Regions from separate parts of the Homo sapiens genome. Here region 1 is linked to region 2. A link is a contact called in ENCODE Hi-C or POLR2A ChIA-PET data. All regions are on one chromosome and are shown on one strand. The core of a region is the stretch at or near the end of the contact, and the rest is flanking DNA. Distances in the headings are between cores, read along the strand shown. Region 1 holds the start of TIGAR (TP53 induced glycolysis regulatory phosphatase). Region 2 holds the start of LINC02827 (long intergenic non-protein coding RNA 2827).

Region 1 (6,596 bases), core at 103-2,602, 1.0 Mb after region 2:
AGGTAATGGGAAGGAGTCAGAGTGCAGCAGGTAATCGAAAAAGGTTGTGGCCGGGCGCGGTGGCTCACGCCTGTAATCCCACCACTTTGGGAGGTCGAGGCGGGCGGATCACGAGGTCAGGAGATCGAGACCATCCTGGCTAACACGGTGAAACCCTGTCTCTACTAAAAATACAAAAAATTAGCCGGGCGTGGTGGCAGGCGCCTGTAGTCCCAGCTACTCGGGAGGCTGAGCCAGAATGGCGTGAACCCGGGAGGCGGAGCTTGCAGTGAGCCGAGATCACACCACTGCACTCCAGCCTGGGTGACAGAGCCAGACTCCATCTCAAAAAAATAAATAAATAAATAAAAAAGAGAAGGTTGCTTTAGGAGGAAGTTAAGTTTAAAAGTAAAAAGCAAAGAATTGAACATACTGACATATTGATTCTTTGAAAAGAAATTTAGAACTCATATCTAACATGAAGCAACTCCCTCAACGTTCTGAAGGCTATTAAAGAGAAATTATTCATCTGAGGCTTGTTAAAAACGGCAAGACTTTACTCAAGACTACTGCAATAGGTGAGAGAGACTGAATTCGACTCTAGAATACAACCGGGACCAGTGGAGATTTATAGCCAGGGGGCGGGATGGAAGGGATGAAAGAGAAGATGGGAAATTACCAGAACGTGGTAAGCTATCTGGGGGAGGGGGAGGAGGAACTTTACTAGATATCAAGGGCCTTAGAAGAGAGCATCAACAGTGAGGTCTCTCTTGATAAACAGGCTTAGCAGGATTCTTTGGTAAAACCAGGCTCAGCAGGCCGAGGATGCCGTCTAGTATAGAAAAGGCCTCAAAGGAGCCCGACTAAAGTTTGGTCACGGAGGGCGTCTGTCCCGGCGGAGTTGGGGTGGGTGGGTCTAAGTCTACAGACCTGGCCGACGCTACGTCCCTAAGGTTAGGGACTAACAGACCTCATAGAACACAGTCTGTTGGTCGCTGTACACCCGTGAGGGGTTCATCACAGTGGCCAGCTATAAGACGAACGGTTGCATTCCAGCCTCAATCGCAACAACCACAAATCAGTGCGCCGGCTTCCTTATCTGCCCCGAACGCAGGCTGCCGGCTATCGAGGGAAGGAATCCTACCGCGGACTCCGCGGGCGGGGCCTCCCGCACCTGCCGCGCGCCAATCACAGGCCGGCGCGCAGGGGCGCAAGCGCCGCAGCCCTGGGCGGGGCCCCCGTGGCTCCCTCGTCTCCCCCGCCCCGTCGGCCTCGCCCGGCCCTGAGTGGCCTTCGGGGATGACGTGCGAGGCCGCCTCGGCCTATGGCGGCGGAGCCGGCCGGCTGCTTGGCGGAAGTGGTGTGGGGGAGGTAGCCCGCAGTGCAGGGGCAGCGCGGCGCGGGGCCACCGACGGGACGCGGCTCCGGGAACATGGCTCGCTTCGCTCTGACTGTTGTCCGGCAGTGAGTATGGCTGTGGCAGGATGTCTTTCTCTCTCTCTTCCTTGAGTGTGTTGGAGCGGGTGAAGGGAAAACGGGTCCACCACCCTCTCCCCTCCCTGCTCGCTCCAGCCCGGGAGGGCTGGCTTGGAAGCGCTTTTTCCGGGGCGCTTGCCCTGGGGCCGTCCCGTGTCGCCCCTCCTCTCACCCCAGCAGCCCCGAGGGACGACGGCAGGTCTTAGATAGCTTCGTTCCGTGTTTCAGATAAAGTGAGGCCCGGAGGAGCAAGGGATCGGGGTTCGTAGGCACTTGGTGGCTGCACCAAAAACGGTGCCAGACATGTCCACAGACTTGTCTGGGTACCGATTTTGCTCCCCAGCAGATTGCAAAGAGTTTGCAGAATTGCTCGTCCATGGCTGATGTTTTTGATGCCGGCTGCCTTCCGCTATCCTCTCAGTTTCTGAGGTTCCCCCTCGTTTCCCCAGGCAGTCAGCCCCCCAGGCACATATATGAGACTTCTTTCTTTTCCCCAGAGGTTACAGTTCTGGGAGAGAAAAGAGGATCACAGCTCTGATCTCAGCAGACCGTATCATCCCAAATAAATGTTTTTATTATCATAACGTTACACGGAGCTGCATGCTGATAGGTCTTTATGTATTTGCCAAGTGTTAACGGGAGGTGAAAATCAGGGTAGTTAAGAGCACAGATTTTTATTTTTATTTTTTTTTTTTTGTGAGATGGAGCCTCGCTCTGTCACCCAGGCTGGAGTGCAGTGGCGCTATCTCTGCTCACTGCAACCTCCCGCCTCCGGGGTTCAAGCGATTCTCCTGCTTCAGCCTCCCGAGTAGCTGGGATTACAGGCATGCGCCACCACGCCCGGCTAATTTTTGTATTTTTAGTAGAGACAGGGTTTCGCCATGTTGGTCAGGCAGGTCTGGAACTCCTGACCTTAAGTGATCCGACTACCTCGGCCTCGCAAAGTGTTGGGATTACAGGCATGAGCCACCGCGCCCTGCTAAGAGCACAGATTTTTCAGGCAAGGTAGACCTCGGTTGGAGTCTGTTCTCCAGCTAAGAGCCAGGTAGCCTGGACTTAAGTTTCCTGATATGCAAATGATAGTGCGTATCTCACTACTTTAATGCGAGAATTAAATGGGGGACAGGTAAAGTGTATGATGCAACAGGGAAAGAAATATATCTGAGAAATAACTTCTATAAAGAAAGCTCCAATAAAAGTGCAGTTGATTCCCAAATACGAACGTATAGTTCAGCACACCAGCATTTTGAGTAGGTAATGTGTGCCAGTAGACTGGATCATACAGATAAATAACATACCATTTCTGCATTCATGGAGCTCACAAAGGACATTAATATGATTTAACTTTGTCAATTGACTTTAACAGCTATCTTTTCTGGCCTGTCCTTCCTTTATAAGAAAGATAATCTTAAGAATCCTCTAAAATTGTCTGTTTAGGATTAGCAGGATTTTAATGGCTACCTTAGAAATCTAGTTCCTCACTATCTCTTCTCCCACCCCTCTCGGTTGTATAGAATGCCTTGGGAGAATTCTTAACTTACTAAAGGTCACACAGCTAATCGGTAGCAGAACAGGAACTAGAGGCCTGATCACCCTTTCTTCCAATGTTAGTGCACTTTCTAGACGCCTGACCCAGCCAGCCCAGTGTCATATTTATAATTGAAACTCAGACCATCAAGGTGGTTCACCCCTGTAATCCTAGCACGTTGGGGGGCGGAAGTGGGTGGATCCCTTGAGCACAGGAGTTCAAGACCAGCCTGGGCAACATGGTGAAACCTCCTCTCTACAAAAAAAAAAAAAAAAAGCTGGCTGTGGTGGTGCATGCCTGTGAACCTAGCTAATAGGGAGGCTGAGGCAGGAAGATCACTTGGATCATGTGAGCCTGGGAAGTGAGGGCTGTAGTGAGCTGTGATTGGGCCACTGCACCCCAGCCTAAGCGACACAGTGGGACCCTGTCTCAAAAAGAAAAAAAAGAAAACTCAGAAGTTGTAGAATATTTGGGGTAAGGCAACCCCTAAAAAGTAAGATGATTCCTATTTAGATTCCTAATAGACAATAGTCATATAAATATGGATTTTATTCCCTTTCTGCTGCTTAAAAAGGGTTTGATTCCGGAGGCCCTCATAGGAATCATTTAAAAAATAAGTCTTAATAAATGATTATTTGCCAGGCACTGTTGTAATTAAAATCTGACAGTTTAGTGAGTTAAGGACTGATATCCTCATTTTTCACATGAGGCAGCTGAGACAGAGACGCCTTGTAACTTGCTTAAAGTCACATGGCAAGTTGAGGAAGTAGGAGTTTAACCAAAGCAACTTTACCACTCACCGTCTTTTGTTTCCTACTTAATTTGTTAAAACCCGGTATTTGTAGATTACTTGAACATCACCAGCCATTTTTGAGGCTACTTTTTAGTCTCTTAATATAATTGTGTGGAGTTATGACAATAGTTTATTTTGTTCTGTTTTATGTGTAGGAAGATGGAGTGAGAGGGCTGGTTCAATGCTTTCCGGTCTGGATCCTCCTGCTTCTTGCCTTCAGAGTTCTCAAAACCAAAACCTGGTGATTCTTTCAGGAAAAGAAGTGATTTTTAAATTTGACTCATTATCACCATAGTTAAATGTAATGACTTTTTGAAGAGTTAGATAATTTTATTGGACTTACCTCTTCAGATAATGCAAAAAAATCTTTAAAGCAATTTAAGTTCAACAGAACCTGTTAGGAATCTTGTGCTGTTCCTGTATGTGGTTTATCTTTCTTCATACTTTGAAATGAAAGTACCAGTGTGTATCATTTCTGGAACAGACTGCCCAAGATTCCAGAATTCAAGTCTATCATCATTGTCAGACTATAACTTCTCATGAGCTTATGGCACAGCATTGTTGAAAACTCCAACACGTGTAGGTTGGCATTACCATCACCTATCCAGCACTACTGAAGGGTCTGGTTCCTTGGAATGTTGTAGGTGTTTGCAGTGAGTCCCCGGCAAAACCATCCATTTAACTTCCTTTTTTTTTTTTTTTTTGGAAATATGTGTGCCTTTATTAGCTGAGCCACTACTTGAGGGGGATGAAGCGGGAGGAGTGGGTGGCCCCGATGCCGGGCCGGCAGTGCTTCACCAGCTTATAGGTGATGGAGAACTCGCCCAGGTAGTGACTGATCATCTCCGGCTTGATCTCCACCTGGTTGAAGGTCTTGCCGTTGTAGACGCCCACCATGCTGCCCACCATCTTGGGCAGGATGATCATGTCCCGCAGGTGCGTCTTCACCACTTCCGGCTTCTCCATGGGCGGTGCCTCCTTCTTGGCCTTGCGCAGGCGCTTCAGCAGCGAGTTCTGTTTCCGCCGCAGGCCCGGGTTCACTTGCGGCCGCTGGCACGCACTGTACAGCTGCGTCAGCTGCTCGCAGGACACGTCCCGTCCCGCAGCTGGTCCAAGTCTGTGCCGCGGTAGGTGAGTTTGCGGAAGGTCCGCTTCTTCTGCTCTACCTCGGCCATCTTGTCGGATCCTCAGAAAAGTTCACTTCCATTTTTAGGCAGCTCGTAAAGCTTTAAAATTTTTTGGCAAACTAAATTTAATATACTTTTAATGATTTAAAAATGAATTAGTAAAGTTTTTTTGTTTTTGCTTTTTTTTTTTTTTGACGAAACGGAGTTTCACTCTTGTCACCCAGGTTGGAGTGCAATGGCATGATCTCCGCTCGCCACAACCTCCGCCTCCCGGGTTCAAGCGATTCTCCTGCTTCAGCCTCCGGAGTAGCTGGGATTACAGGCATGTGCCACCATGCCTGGCTACTTTTGTACTTTTAGTAGAGATGGGGTTTCTCCATTTTGGTCAGGCTGGTCTCGAACTCCCGACCTCTGGTGATCCGCCTGCCTCGGCCTCCCAAAGTGTTGGGATTACAGGCGTGAGCCACCCCACCTGGCCGAATTAGTAAAGTTACTGATAGCAAAACTGATTTTTCTTACTGTACTTTTATTGGCAGTTACTTTTTGTGTAATGCTAATAATTGTTCTGTATATTAATAAAGCAAGCAAAATACTATTAGCTCATCTGTAATTTAGTATTTTTATAAAGCTAATACTTTTATAAAATTTTAATGCTCTATAAAAGTATAAAGATACCTTGTACAGATACTTTATAAAGATCAAAGACAGCCGAAAGTCCTGCAATCCCAGCACTTTGGGAGGCCGAGGCGGGTGGATCACCTGAGGCCGGGAGTTCAAGACCAGCCTGGTCAACATGGTGAAACCCCGTCTCTACTAAAAATACAAAAAATTAGCTGGGCGTAGTGGCACTCGCCTGTAATCCCAGCTACTCGGGAGGCTGAGGCAGGAGAATCTCTTGAACCCGGGAGGTAGAGGTTGCAGTGAGCCCAGATTGCGCCGTTGCACTCCAGCCTGGGCAACAAGAGTAAAACTCGTCTCAAAAAAAAAAAAAAAAAAGAAAGACCACCAAAAGTCTTGTGTTACTAGCTCTTGAAATCTTCTATATTTGCAAATGAATGTATTAGTGTAAAGGAATTAGGACTAAGCTGTATTCGTGATATCAGGTGAGGGTTTACATTTTCATTTACACTAAAGAACAGCTTTCCCATGATTTGTTCCTCCTTTGTAGCACGCTGAGTATTGTGTGTTGAATTTGAATTCCTTAAATGGAATTAAGGGAAATTGAGGTTTCTGTATGATTTTTGAAGAAATGCTGCAGCGTATAAATCCAGGCTAACAAGATATAATGTCTTTTAAGAACTGTGAGATAACCTACAAAATGAATGATGTATATTTGTAGGGCCTATAAATGGCTGATCCTAAGACTTAACATCTTGGCAGAAGCACTCGGATTCCTGCAGAGTCAGGTTTCTGTTTTGGAAATGGACCACACTGCAGATTTTGAAAATGAGTGGTGTTATTCCTGACTCCTTCAAAATATATCCCTCTGACCTTTCAGCTCCGTTCACCTTCTCTGCTGCTATCACAAGTCAGACTTGGTTAAGGGAAATAGATTAATAGTAAAACTGTTTTAGCCATCAAGTTTCCTTTCCCATTCCCCAAACGTACTAATTAAACAGTTACTTCAAGGATTTATATAAACCTCTTAATAAAGCTGATAAAAGCTGTACAACTAAATATTTATGAAAGCTTT
Region 2 (7,181 bases), core at 2,611-5,110:
TCAGCAGGCTGGGAGCTGGAACATGTGGAGAGACCAGGTGTGACCTCTCCCAGCCTCGGCCTTCGCATCACAAGGCGCTGTGCTTTAGGGGGAAGAGGGCCCACCTCTGGGGAGAAGTGCAGGACCTGGGAGGTATGGAGGCCAGGCGTGGGGTTCCCGTGTTATGCTCAAGGTGCCCACTTGTAATAGCCATTTAGGGGGGTACCTATGGTTGTCGCAAAAGTTGATACCTACCCTTCATGAGACTGCCAGCATGAATACTCTGTATTTCATAGGATTTCCTCTCTGTTCTCCCTTAGTATTTGGGAAAGTTCTTCCTGAAAACTCCCTGCCTAATTCAAGACAGATGCAAGACAGGACCAAAGGAAGGGACTCTATCCAGCCTGGGACGGGCGGAAAAAGGGAAGGAGAGCGAGACCCTCTGGAAGCAACACGGTGGTGGCCCCAGGGTTGGGGAGAGGGGCCCCAGGAAAAGTGAGGTTCGGGCAGATCCCCTGTATTCAGAGCTGCCCCTTCTCAGCCCTCCAACTCTGCAGGGCCTGTGATTTAGTCCACGCTGGGATGAGTTTTACACCCACCAACATTAAGAGCTGAAGATAGTTTTGAAACCAGGCATGCCTCAGCTGGGCGAAGTGGCTCACATCTGTAACCCCAGTACTATAGGAGGCCAGGGTGGGAGGATGGCTTGAGCCCAGGAATTTGAGGCCAGCCTGGGCAACATAGGGAGACCCCATCTCTACAAAAAGTTTAAAAAATTAGCCAGGTGTGGTGGTGCCTGCCTATCATCCCAGCTGGTCAGCAGGCTGAGCTGGGAGGATCGCTTGAGCCTGGGAGGTCAAGGCTGCAGTGAGCCCTGGTCACGCCACTACCCTCCAGCCTGGATGACAGAGCAAGACCCTGCCTCAAAAACAAAAACAAAAAACCCACTGGCATTCCTGAGAATCAGGCCCCAGACCAGGAGATCCCCGAGGGGCATATTACTATAGAGGCCGGGGCTTGGAGCCAGGGTCTCCCAGAGGGGTTTCTCTTGGGAAAGCCACTAGGCAGGGTGCAGGGCTCTGCTCCTGGTGCAGCATGTGCTAGTGTGGCCAGCATACCCCACATCCCTGCCCTGGCAGCTCCACCCAGCCTGTGACTGCCCTGCCTCTGGCCTCCCCACCTCCAGGCCCTGCAGGAAGGAGTGAGGCCAGCAGGACACGGCTTTCCAGGTGAGGCAGTGTGGGGAGTAGGCAGGTTGAAGGGCTAGCTAGGTCATCTAGGGGAAGAGCCACTCCTACCTGTCCCACCCCATGCATTTCCCAGAGGGGACAGCAAAGCGAGGGCTTCTGAGCACTGGTGGGGATCCTGCCCAGAATGCAGGCATCCCAGGGGACCCGGGTTTTCAGCCTTGTCCCAGGTTTGGGAGCTGGGAGGGAGCAGAGGGCCCAAATATCACCCTCCTGTGGTCCCCGGCACCCCCGTGCCTGGTGAGGGTCCTTCTCCTGCCAAGGCTCTGGCTGTGAGGGCTCAGAAATGGAGGGGAGGGGGCTGAGGGTCCCCGCCTAGGTGGGGAGCCATGGTCTAAGGCACTTGGTGCATTTGCAGGGGCTGGACACAGAGGAGGGGGCATCTGTGGCCCTAGTGGAGCTGGTGCTAATGCTGCAGGCCTGGCAGGTGGATGTGGCGCCTGTCCTTCGAAGGGCAGTTGGCAGGGGACGCAGTTGACCATGAGTAAAAATGTCGCTGGAGCCTCGGTGCAAGCAGCAGATGAGACCCATCCTGCAGGTGGAGAGGGCAAAGGAGCAAAGAGAGATCAGAACTCCCTGAGGCTGTCAGCCATCAGGGCTCTGGAGCAGTGCTGCTCATGCCCAGTGCACATGTGAGTCCCCTGGGGCCTGGAGAAAGGGCAGCTTCCCGCTTAGGTTGGGGTGGGGCCTGCGGTTCCACACTTCTAACAAGCTCCCAGGTGATGCCCGTGAAAGTGGGGGAGCCGCACTCCAAGAACTACTGTCCAAGAGCAGGGTGTCACACACTTTAATGGACATAAACCACCCGGGGACCCCCTTATTACAAGTTTGCAGGCCTGGGTGGGGGCCTAAGGGTCTTCGTTCCTAACAAGCTCCCCGTCGATGCTGTGGGTCTGTGGTCCTAGGGCTTCTCCAGAAATGGCCTAGTTTAATGAGATCCCGAGTGAGTATTTCTGCTCCCTCATCAGAGCTGTCTGAAGCCGCCTTCTTCTCTGGGAAACGGCCTGTATTTTGCTGCCCTCAGACTCCGGAACAAAACTCAGGTCCGTTATGGATGCTCTGCCATGTGCAAGAGCCATGGGGGAAACGGAGACTCTGGGAGGAGCCCCTAGAGCTGTCATCAGCTCTGACAGTGAGCACAGAAGGCAGCGCCAAGCCCAGCCGCAGGAGTCCCGCCTGCCAGCCCCTCTGTCGGCAACCAGGGGCCGAACAGGAAGGGGCTGGAGCATCCTACCCAAAGCACGCGCAGGCTTGGGAAGGTCGCTGTCCGCCCCGTCTCACTTCCCATTTCTAAAACACAGAGGACCTTTATTCTCCCACCTTGCTCTTCATGGACACCCCCTGCCCCCCGCCACCTTCTTCTTCCTCTCCTCCCTCCCACTCAAGGATGCACTGGGATAATGTCATCATGATCCTGATAATGATGATGACCTGTTGTCAGGTCTCGACTCTGTCTGCAGGAGAGGGGCACTGGGCTAGAGCAGCCCCGTGAATGTCCCGTGCCACCTGGGGTGACAGTAGATTCCCCTAAGTATAGAAACAACACCCCGACTTTCCCCAATGTTTCCAGCTGCTGCTGCCGCCCTGACCTTGCGAATCTGGATGTAGAGGGCAGGCTGGTGGAGGTGCCTGTGGGCCGTACCCACTTGTCTCTCAGCAAGGCTAGTGAAGAAGGTAGCTTCTTCCCCTCCTCTCTCCTCTCCATCCCTCCAAACCTGGAGGGCAGCAGGGAGTGTGACCACTGCCTTCAGCTTGGAGACTCGGTGCTGAGGGCTCTGTTAATCCACCTCGGGGCCTCAGGGTCACAGCTGAAATGTGGCTTAGGAGGTTATTTCATGTCCCACCAGCTTAAGCAAGTGGCTGTCACAGCCCCTCCACCCACGTAGGTGTTATGCGGCATGCCCTCTTCCCCTGTCCCCACCTCATGGGTTGATGATTTTCCTGTGCACTTTCTGGATCTTTCTGATCCATGCTAAGGGGGAGGCCAGAAGGGAGCTGTTAGGCCAGCACAGATTTGTGCTGTAAGCAAAATTCACGTCTCGTACAGTGTACATCTGATGCTGGGGGAGGACAGGAGGAGCTAGGCTCTCAAGAGACACACTTCTGCATGAGATGTGTGTTCCCAGGGTGCTCCCAGGAGAGGTCCAATAAGGGTGGAGGTGTATGGGCCAGACTCATCAATGTGGGTCCACATGCACACACACACGCGCACACCCCCACCCTGAATCGTGCAGAGGGCACAGGATACTGACCCGCCGGATCCCTGAGTAAGCATCAGCATCTCTCTCCTGACAGAAGACGCGAAGAAACCAGCACGGAATGGCTCCAGGCAGCCAGCAGGGGGCGAGCAGAGACAAGACAGGACAAGTTCCCTGCAGGTGCCGGAGAAGGCCAACCGGGTTGGGCCGGGCCCTGGGGCCCAGCTGCATGGTGTCTGGTGCTTTTTTTCGGCAGCTGCCTGGGTGTGGCACTCGGCCACACGTGGGACATTTTTTTTTTAACAGGGAAGTCGTCATGCCTTCAGCTTCTTATGAGGTTTCTGAGTCAGCTCCTGGCTGTCATCAGAGAACACGAAGGAGGGGCCAGGGAAGTTCCAGGAAGTCATTCCAAAGTGATTGCTTGGTTTCCCTTTTCACGACCTGCAGATCCCAACACTCCAGGATGGTGCAGGACATCAGTCTCAAGGTAATTGGTCACAGAGGTGAGAACCTTACTGAAAAATCAGAATGTGAACCCTGGAAGGTTCCTGAAAGATGAGCTAGACGGTTTTGAAACTGTATTGGGAATCCCAAGTGTAGCTCAAGGCTACTGGTCTTCGAGGTACCAGGCTGGGTATGTCGGGGAGGTAGGTGCCTGGTGTCTGCCTGCTGGCGACGATGACTGCGAGCCCTTTCTCAAGACTTCGGCCCACCTGGGTCTTGGGCAATGTAGTGCCCAGCATCGGCCGCGAGAGGGAGCTCTAACCTGAGACTTGGCGGCCGCAGGGCTGGCTCAGTGGACCGCAGGGGAGAAAACAGGGCAAGGGGTTGAGCGCCATCAGGAGCCATTCCACAGTGACCATGGAGGAGCAGAGACTGCATGGTGGGGGTTGTGAGTGGGGAGAAAGCGTCCACTCACCTGAAAGCCCAACGACCTGGTCTCCTCGGCATCAGACTTACACAGCAGTTCCATCCACCTTGACCTTAGGGCTCAGGGCATCTGCAGCCCTACTGCCGGCCCTCGGCCTCACTGCCCTCATCTGGCAGCTTCTATGTGCTCTCGGGGCTGGAGAGGTCAGGAAGAAATAGACAGAGTGGGCCAGGCTTGGTCGGAGTCCATACAGAGCAGGCCCCCTCTGCACGGGGAGTCACAGATTTCTGGAAACCTCAGCTGAGCCTGGTGCAGTGGCACAGAGCAGCCCTGCCCCAGTTCCCAGTGGTGACTCCTCTGGGGTTCAGCACATGGGACAGAAGACCTGCCCTGGGGAGGTGCAAAAGAGCGGCAATGCTAACGCCACCTGGGCTCCCTGGCCCTGCAGGTGAGTGAGGATGAAGGGGAGCAGGCTGGTCTGGCCAGGGAGAAACTGGGGCTTTTTTTTTTTTTTTTTTTTTTTTGAGAGACAGTGTGCCCTTGCAGAGAGAATACAAATGATGGTGTCACATGTTGAGCACCTGCTATCTGCTCAGCAGTGAGCCAGACACTTCCATGGGTGTTGCTAATTCCCATCACCAGCTACCAGATGAGGTCCGGTCAGCCCCATTTCACAAATCAGTGACTGAGGCTCAGAGATGAAATAAATGGCCCTAGGTCACACAACTTGCAGGTGGCAGAACCAAGGTGAGTGTCCCTCCAAAGGCTAGAGACCCTCCTCCCAGCATGTTAGGCTGTAGCTGGACCCTCCAGGCCCACAGACCATGTGGGTAGCTGGCACCATCATCTGAAAGGACCCTATGCTGGGAGTCTCTCCAAGCCAGCCAAGGCCACCATCCCTTGCTTCTCTTTCCCACAGACCTCTGAGTCGGGGTAGGGAGTTTGCGAAAGCGAAGGGCCAATATCAGGAGATCGGGGCGCCATTTCAGGGGGTGAGACCCTGGGCAAGTTGCCTCTCTGGGTCTCAACTTTCTGATCTGTAAAGTGAGAACGCTACTCGTTGTCTGGCCTGGGTCTCAGGTTGTTGTATGGACCCAGTGAGAGGAAGTATCGGAAATCCTCTGAAGTCTGCGGACAGCTGGATAAAGGCTTACGGAGGCTTTCATTTGTGCCATGTGCTGTAAGTGGGTCACAGGCATCACCTTATTCTTATTTAGACCTTAGGAGGTTGAAGAAATTATTCACATTTTGCAGATGAAGGGTTGAGGGATAGGGAAGTTAAGTAGCTCGAGGTCACACAGGAGCAAAGCCAGGACTGGACTCAGGTCTTCTGAGGCCTAAGCACTACTCTTCCTCTTCCCTAGACGGTGCTCATAGCACTGGACGGGGAAGGGCTGGGTAGGACAGCAGGACTGCTGGGCCCCTTCTAGAAGGACAGCCTACACTTGCGGGGGCTCTCACCTCTGAGGATTCCTTCCTGGCTCCCCTCCCTTGGACCCTTGACTACAGCAGCCTGAGAGAGTGACCTTGACTTCCTGGGTGGCAGCAGGGGGACTGGGTGGAAGGGAGAAATGGGAGCCAAGGGCATTGCTTATCCTCAGGGAGAGAGCTGGATGTACACAGGGGAATGTGTGTGCACAAGCACACGCACACGCACGCGCACGCACACACACGCACACGCGCACTTATATACAGTTGTTCTGGATTCCAAAATCCACTGATGCTCAAGTCCCTGATATAAAATGGTGCAGTATTTGCATGTGACGTCTGCACATCCTCCCACATTCTTTAAATCATCTCTAGATTACTTGTAATTCCTAATACAATCCACATGCTATGTAAATCGTTGTCACGCTGTATTGTTTAGGGGGTAATGACAAGGATGTTCAGTGCAGACATAACCATCCTTTTTGTTAGTACTTTTATTCCATGGTTGGTTGAATCCAAGGATACAGAACCTGTGGATATGGAGGGCTGATGGTACACACACACACACACACCCACACACACACACACACACACCCACAGACACAGACACACACACACAGACACAGACGCAGACACACACAGGAATGAATGCAGATATGTACACACTCACACATGCACAAGCACCCTAAACACACACAGTGCATACCACCCCACCCACATAGACCCGGGAACATGGGGACCCCCACGGACCCACACACACCACGGCAGGCTTGCACACTGACCCCCACATGCACACACTCAAGGTGCATGCCCGTACCTGAGCCCACATCCACACTCCTCCCAGGCCCCTGTTCCTGACAAGTTAATGTTGTCCCTCAGGCATCTTCCTTCATGTTCTCTGGGGGAGAGACTGACTGTGGGAATCAGCCTTGGTTGCAAAGGGAAGCTGAGAGAAGAGAGCAGCGCAGGGCACGGACATGCCAGCCCAGTTACTGGAGATATCTGCCGCTGGAGACGGGTTCAGAGCCTAGTTTAATATCCCGAGTGAGTATTTCCTCCTAATCTCCCAACTGCAACATACCTTCCTCCTAATCTCCCAACTGCAACTCACCTCCAGGCAGGCCACCCTGATGCCCATCGCCCCCATGAGTAGCAGGTAGCTTGGTGAGGCAGCCTCCCTGCAAGGGAAGGGCAGGTGTCATGGCTTTGGCTCAGAAGCAGGCACAGGTGGGGAGGAAGGGCTGGCCGTCCCGGTGCATATGGCAGAGGCAGAGGGTGGACCAGAGGACTCATGGGCTGGACCTGGCCTTGAGTGGCTCACAGGTTTCGTGGGTGGCCCCAGGAGCATGCCATGGTGCCCTGGACTCTCTCAGCAGGAGCTGCTTGTCCCAGGGCTTTGTAGAGCGTCTGAGGGGCCTGGCACTGTGGGCTCATGGCCAAGAATCATGTGTGCTCTGC

What was found. Hi-C counts contacts between places; a loop is a spot of excess contacts on that map. ChIA-PET counts read pairs that join two places held with the same protein, here RNA polymerase II (POLR2A). Pooled maps may share reads with other maps.
Region 1: a map of CD14-positive monocyte shows a loop between it and region 2 (5-fold over the local background). The contact joins the promoter of TIGAR here to the promoter of LINC02827 in region 2. A Hi-C loop is called at or near these places in 1 of 168 maps with a recorded cell type or tissue (CD14-positive monocyte) and 5 of 50 pooled maps. POLR2A ChIA-PET finds 5 or more read pairs at or near these places in 2 of 52 experiments (activated CD4-positive, alpha-beta T cell and endothelial cell of umbilical vein).

What each region holds. Positions count from the first base shown.
Region 1 is chr12:4,319,861-4,326,456 of GRCh38, forward strand. TIGAR (TP53 induced glycolysis regulatory phosphatase) reads left to right here and starts at 1,353. Exons shown (of 6, transcript NM_020375.3): 1 at 1,353-1,443. The coding sequence starts at 1,412. It also overlaps the pseudogene RPS15P7. RefSeq lists an enhancer at 945-1,598 and a silencer at 1,064-1,443.
Region 2 is chr12:3,296,503-3,303,683 of GRCh38, forward strand. It overlaps LINC02827 (long intergenic non-protein coding RNA 2827), which reads left to right and starts at 3,861. Exons shown (of 5, transcript NR_187483.1): 1 at 3,861-3,911; 2 at 6,603-6,767. LOC100128253 (a long non-coding RNA gene) reads right to left here. Exons shown (of 12, transcript NR_148995.1): 7 at 6,835-6,901; 8 at 4,344-4,490; 9 at 4,080-4,212; 10 at 3,479-3,939; 11 at 2,816-3,034; 12 at 2,012-2,149. RefSeq lists an enhancer at 3,441-3,660 and a silencer at 4,261-4,555.